Linked DNA regions of Homo sapiens: region 2 is linked to region 1. A link is an interaction called in ENCODE POLR2A ChIA-PET data of the cell type or tissue named here. Cell type or tissue: A673. All regions are shown on one strand. Each heading gives the region's core, and the rest is flanking DNA. Links, peaks and the distances in the headings are about the cores only.

Region 1 (4,365 bases), core at 983-3,482:
TGTAAGAACGTAAGTTCCAGAAGGGCAAAGGCCATGCCAACCCTAAATCTGTTATTTAGTACAGTGCCTGGAATAGAGCGGATAATCATTTATTGTTGGAATAAACAAATTACATAAATAAAACATTTCTAGTTTATCTTTATTAACCTAATTTTAAAATTTGGTTATCACAGATATATAGACAATTCAATCACAAACTACTACACAGTACTAGGGTTGGCACAAAAAGAAAACTCACAAAAGAGCATAGCTCAAATGTCAAAAATAACTAATTTGCACTCAGAAATGTTATCCTAGTCGTGATAAAGCTGATTACTCCTAAAATAAACTGCAACAATTTTCCTGTAAATGACTCAAAAAATTTCAAATGATACCAAAGTTAAAAATAACCATTTTGTCTAAATTGCTCAAACATTCATTTGCTTCTAGTTTTGGAGCAACATAAACTTCCAATCCTTCTGTGTGGATAGGTGGTGATGTTTTCCTGCATGAGCTCACAGCTAAGCAGAGGGTTGAGCATGTTCCGGAATGAGTGCCACATTTTTAGTTTATAACAACAAGGATGGCTATTACAGAGATACAAGTGCACGGCCCAATTTAAGGCTTTTGTGGAAAGCATCACTGCCATCTAACATGCCAAGAAGATATCATTTGTACAGAACCTGCTAGCTATTTTAGAGAAGATGAATAAAGACAAATTAATGCCAGTAAACTGTGCTTCGCATCTCTAAAATGATATGAATGAAAGGAAAGCTTCCTTTTGGTAGTGATTGTTAAACACAGAGACTATCAGTTCCCCTCCACAACATCACTCCTCTCTCAGCGCCCCCTCCACAGCATCAGTCCTCTCTCAGCCCTTTCCACTTCTGCTTTGTGGAGACAGAAGTGCTTCTATAATGTCTCTGCCTCATATCTCTCACTTGGGAGCCAAAATAATATTTTTGCAACACAGGCTGTATGGTGTTGTAAGTTTTGACATGAATGTAAAACACTCCATCCCCTAGGATAGTAGAACAAGGCTGACAAGGTCGGCTTCACCACAGATTGGAGTCCTTCCCCATCCCACAATCCCACATTCTTCAGGGTACAATTGAGTTGTCACTTTTCTAAAGCATCCCAGGCCCAATTCAGACAAATCCCATCTCTGAATAGCTCTATCTCTTTTTGTTGTTGTTGTTTTGTATTAAGTTCTTTGCTTATAAAATTGTTAAAGCCCGAAGGGCAGAAACTATGTCTTTTTTGTTTTTGTATCCTGCAAAGCATCTAATGGAGTGCCTGATCAAGCAAGTGGTTACATTTACTGAATAAATTAATGAATGAGTGAACGAAGAACAAATTACCTTTTTTTTTTTTTTGCAACTAAATATAAGAAAGACTTGGACATAACTGCTTTTCCTCAGAGAAAAGTTTCTGACCTCAAATAATAATATCAGTAAGGAAGATTGAAGTTAGGTTGTGGCGAAATATAATGAAGCTTCAATTATTAAGAGATAAGAAATTATATCACACCAATGGGCAACCTTCATGTCTTCAAATGTGTGCTATATTCTGCTGGTTTCTGGTGTCCTATCCAAAGCTAGTCTTATAAATTCAGCTGGCTAGGCTTTCAAAGAACTGAAAAACAGAATTTGAAGTCAGATAAACTTTTTGATAGTGAAATCATAAAAAATGGTTGCTGTTCTTCAAAATGGTCATTTCTTTTCTCATCTCTCAGAGTGTTTGGGAAGCACGGCATCCTCAGGGTTACAGTAGAAAATCCAAGGTACAGAGATGAACACAATTAAGTCTATGGAGTGAGTGAGTGACTAGTGGAGAAGCAATATGAAAGCAGGGATTTGGCATTAAACTTGCATTATGATATCTTGACTAAGCCAGTCTTTCAGCTGCCTCCTCTGTAGAGCAAGAATATTCATCTGTTTTCTTTAAGCTTTGTAAGAACAATCTAAGAAGGAGGCTTTAGACCTCTCCCCAAATTCAAAATCTCTACAAGAGCTTATGACTTTGAAACCTGTCCTTGGGATTTTGAGATATATCTCTCATATATGTGAGATCTGACTTATCCAAGAAGTATTTTAATCTAGGCTAAAATATTTTGAGTCAAAATAATAACCTCCTAATTTTACAAAAGCTCCTTATACTTATTTAAACTCCATTAAATGAATTGCATATTTATGGATTCTTTATAAAAAAAAAAAGTCACTGAGTTGGAGTGAAGAAAGTGAGGCCAAAAATTAGGCCCAACTGGTATGTTCTCTCAGGACTGCTGTTAGTGGAGCTGGAAGAAGAATCCACATAGTCCAAGGCTGAAGATCAAAATTTATTGCAGTTTCAAATAACAGTGTTATCAACTCCATTTATTCATCAAATACATTTATTTATCATTTTTCCATTTCTCAATTCATTGCTATTTGGTTTTATCTTTATTGAATCCTTCTTCCTACTCTTCTCAAGTTCATTTTATTGGTGTCTTTCTAACTCATTTCCAGGCTTGGTTACTTTCTTTCTTGATTTGTAATGAAAGCATTAATAAGCTGTCTTTGAGTGTAGTCTTGGCTTTGAAGCATGAATAAATAATTATAGTCAGGCATGAATGACTGATGACATATCTATATGATGTAATATTATGCAACACTTAATATACTTTTAAATGATTTTTATCACAAGCAAAAAAAAGAAACACTTCCCAATTAGTTGTTAAGCAGAAACGAAAAGGTTTTAAACCATGTTATACCATGTTATTCTAATTTCTAAATGTATTTTTATGTATAAAATATGCTTGAAGGATACTCATCAGTGTTTATCTCCAAATTATGGCCTTATAGCCTAATTTTGTTTCCTTCCTTGTGCCTTAATATTTTCAATTTTAGAAAACATAATTTACTATTATAAGAAAAAATAATATTTTTTAAATTTTAAGAAAAAATAAAGGTTTATATTCAATTTTCTATCATTTTTCTGAAAGATTAAAGCGATTTATTAGCATGCATGGAAAATGCATGTGATATGACATGGTCTAAAACCCACTACTGGCCAGGCGCGGTGGCTCACGCCTGGAATCCCAGCACTCTGGGAGGTCGAGATGGGTGGATCACGAGGTCAAGAGATCAAGACCATCCTAGCTAACACGGTGAAACCCTGTCTCTACTAAAAATACAAAACATTAGCCGGGCGTGGTGGCGGGCGCCTCCAGTCCCAGCTACTCGGGAGGCTGAGGCAGGAGAATGGCGTGAACCCAGGAGGCGGAGCTTGCAGTGAGCCGAGACGGCGCCACTGCACTCCAGCCTGGGTGACACAGCGAGAGACTCCATCTCAAAAACAACACAACACAACACAAAACAAAACAAAACAAAAAAACCCCACTACTAAATGTGCATTATGATCTCAACTCTGCAAAAATATGAATTCACACACAAAATTATACAGAAAAAAGCAAGAATGTAAATAGAAAAAAAATAAACCACTGTGTTCCTAAATAAAGAATTGTGGATTAATTTTTTTCTTCAGTATTTTTCCAACTTTCTGCAATAAGATACAATGAATTGTATAAGAAGTAAACAAGAAATAGATACTACTAATTATAAAGACGTAGGCCCCAAGGATTGTACATGCCCACCTCGCCTCTAGGCTGGTCAAAGAGAATTCCAGCTGCCTTCCTTGTCTCTTTTCTTGCCTGTCTCCAGTTCAATCATTTATATTGCTGATAGGTTCTTAAGTCACTTTCTAATCACAGTGCTCCCGGAATCAGAACTCTTCAAAAATTTTTCACTGCCTATGAAATAGTTTGAAATTTTTGACGTGAGCAACCAGGCTCACTATTTGTATCCCCTGAATGTGTGCCTATGTTTGACATTCAGGTCAAACAACATCAAATTCAACTTGCCACTTGCAAAGACTTGAGTCCTACCGTTTTTCCCTTTGTAACGAAACCATTCTTCACTTGTCATATATCAAAATGTAATCAAAATTTCCCAGATGCTTCCTTATTGCCTCAGCTGGAATAACAACTTGCCCATATCTTTTAATGGCCCTTATATCATACTGCCTTCAATTATAATTATTCACATTATTGTTACATATGAAGTATCAAAATAAATCATTTTTAGGAGAATTCTCTACATGCATTTTGTATTTTCCCATTAGTTCTCTTCAAAGTACTGGGTCTTATCCAGCTCTATGGGCTCACAATCACCTCCATGGCGAGAGCTTGTATAGCTCAGGTGTTTAGCAAGATAGGTTTGAAAAGAATTATTCAATAAGGCTTTAAGTCATGATGCTATGATATCCTAGAAACCTAATCGTTGATTTTGTTTTTTGATTGTTGGTTGTTTTTGTTTGTCTTTATTTTTTAACTTAATTCTTTTTAAA
Region 2 (2,500 bases), core at 1-2,500, 310 kb before region 1:
GTTACACAAAATGAGAAAGACCACTTGATAGGTATGTTCCAGAGGGGATTTAAGTGTTAAATTGTTGCATAGGGGGCAAAATCAAATGACCTTCGAATTTTCTCTTAATCTTGCAATTCTGCATTCTGTCCCAGAGTACCAAGAGTGTACCACCCAGCCCCCTAAGGACTGGTTTCACAAAGACTGGAGGATCATGGGTAGCGGGGTTAGGGACACCCAACTATGTATTTTAAAAAGTAACATGCTAGTAAATCATCCAAACTGGTCTAATTCTTTTTTATTTGTTCTTTCATTTTCTTAATAGAAATTTATTCTTTTCTAGAGTAGAACATTTGTAAGAGAAATACCAACTACTTATGAAGAAAATTCTATGGTCAATATAATTCAAAAATACATTAGCTCATGTATTTCCTTCTGCCAAACGTTTTTATGTCTTCTATGTGAATGGGCCCAAGCACAGAGTAAAAGTACTCAAGAACATATTTATGAAAGAATAAATTAATTTTGCCTCATTTACTCTACAAAAAACTTGACTATATTACTATCGGAGAGGTAGAGCATTTGCCCTAGCATCCGCTAACACAATGACTGGGGCTTTCGGTGCTGAATCTTCTGGTTCTGACTTCAGGGCTCTGTCCATGCCATCAAAACTGTCAGCCTGAGTAGGCAAATCAGCCTATCATCATTTCTAAACCTGAGCCAAAATGAACAAAGGGGCAACCAGCTTATGGTACAGTTGCTTTTCCTTTGTAAAACCTTCCGACACATAGAAATCTTGTTTCATCAACCTAATGAATGAGAAAAAAAAATCAAAAGCAAGATTAAGGCAGTCCTATTCGTACATATTTTATAAAGGAAATAGGCCTAGCTCTTCAGTTGAAATGTAACTGAGAGTCCCAGATTAAGTAAAACTATAGAGAAGAACAAACTTACAAAGAAATAGGAGCTAGGCTTATCTTTTTAAAAATTTCAAACTTTTAATTATTTTATTGAACTTTTTTTTTTCCACAGGGGGAGGAGAAGTGGGCTTTGCCATTCCATTCAGTCCAGGAAGCATTTGTCTAAATGTTAATAGTCACATGCTCATTCCATTACATTCATGCATTCGCATTCCACTGCCGAATGCCATGTCCCCATTTGCTCTTCAAATAACTATTAATCTCTTTACACTTATCCCCATGCTGACAAGAGCAGCTGTTTGTCTCGCTTTCTCTCCCTTCTGACTTCTATAGCTGCTATCCACCACTTACCCACCATCTTCAGCTTTCTCTCCCGGCAGGTGTGGCCAAACTGCAGGTAAGACAACTAGGGGACAAAAAAATAAAACCTGAGCCCATATAAATGGTCCATACCCCGGCTGAACTAAAGCTCTTAGGTATCCAAGCCTGAGGCAACAGCCTCGGAAGGGGATTGAAAAGATATTCTTTGTGTTCAAGTTAAGGGTCAGTATACAAAGCACTCTTGAACGTCCTGTAGGAATCAGATAATGCTCCCAAAGGCACGTGCCTCCCTACAGCAGTACAATTAGGGAGGCAGCCGTCCCTGACAAAAAGGACAAAGAAACTCACAGCACTTTCTCGCAGGCAGTAAAATGCCTGCTGGGCCACCCCCTTCCCTCCTGCTTCTAGCTACACAGAAGGAACCCCAGCTAACTAATTGTGGGCTTGGATGAGAACAAAGACGCATGGGCCCCTTGATTTTTTTTTTAACCCAATATAAACGAAGAAAAAAGTTTTGGGACCACACTTTAAAAGCCAGTGAGCAAACACTCTTCAATTCAACAAGGACTTACAAAAAGGGACAATTCCGTGTAAGGGGCAAAAAAAAAAAAAAAAAAAAAAAAAAAGTGTTTGCTTCTGTTGTTTATTGGGTGGGTTCTGAACAGCAGGAGATCCATGTCCAGGGTGGTTTGGTGAAGGCCCCTCTCCCCAGGGGGGTAGCAGGAAAATGTCCTTGACTTGGTGAACTTGGTCTGCCTCTGAGTCACCTGAGGAACCTGTGTTTTGAGCCAGGGTTTTTGGCCTTGAGGCAACATTTCCTCAGTCTCCCTTTGCAGTTCAAAGTATACGGTGACTCTGTTGCAATACTTTCTTCCTTCAAATCCTGCCATTGTTTTGTTGGCCTGCAATCAGCAGGACCTCAAAATAAGCCATGCTCCTTTGCACACTCACTGGCCTTCAGGACCTCAAAATAAGCCATGCTCCTTTGCACACTCACTGGCCTTCCTTCCTATTTCTCCTGGTGAGCGGGCCTCGGCAAGGCTGGCCAAGGCCGAAGGCCTCCCAGGCTGTTCTTCCACTGTCCTGAAACAGTGTTTGGTGCCATATAAGGCCAAGGGTAAACAAGCCTGATCTAGGCACTGCTTTATCCTAGGACTTCACCAGTGAAGTTAATAAAACTTACCTGACTAACTTGAAAGTTGGTTCCCAGAAAATACATTTCTGATTTATAAATCTCCTGTTATGCTCATATGACATTAATAATTATCTGTCTTTGATGA

What was found. Peaks named below come from ENCODE experiments on the same cell type or tissue, not always from the same donor. Only the 100,000 strongest peaks of a DNase experiment are listed, where the experiment ranks them.
Region 2: POLR2A ChIA-PET joins it to region 1 with 5 read pairs; 2 of 35 experiments call an interaction of 5 or more read pairs at or near these places.

What each region holds. Positions count from the first base shown.
Region 1 is chr3:189,493,069-189,497,433 of GRCh38, reverse strand. No RefSeq gene overlaps it. Among named protein-coding and RNA genes, the nearest start is that of TP63, 140 kb to the left of the region's middle. In A673, for the core only: no CTCF peak of the experiment used is centred there; no DNase peak of the experiment used is centred there; H3K27ac peaks cover 2,438 bases.
Region 2 is chr3:189,805,387-189,807,886 of GRCh38, reverse strand. All of the region lies in intron 3 of TP63 (tumor protein p63), which reads right to left. Among named protein-coding and RNA genes, the nearest start is that of MIR944, 23 kb to the left of the region's middle. In A673, for the core only: no CTCF peak of the experiment used is centred there; a DNase peak (open chromatin) is centred at 1,126; H3K27ac peaks cover 666 bases.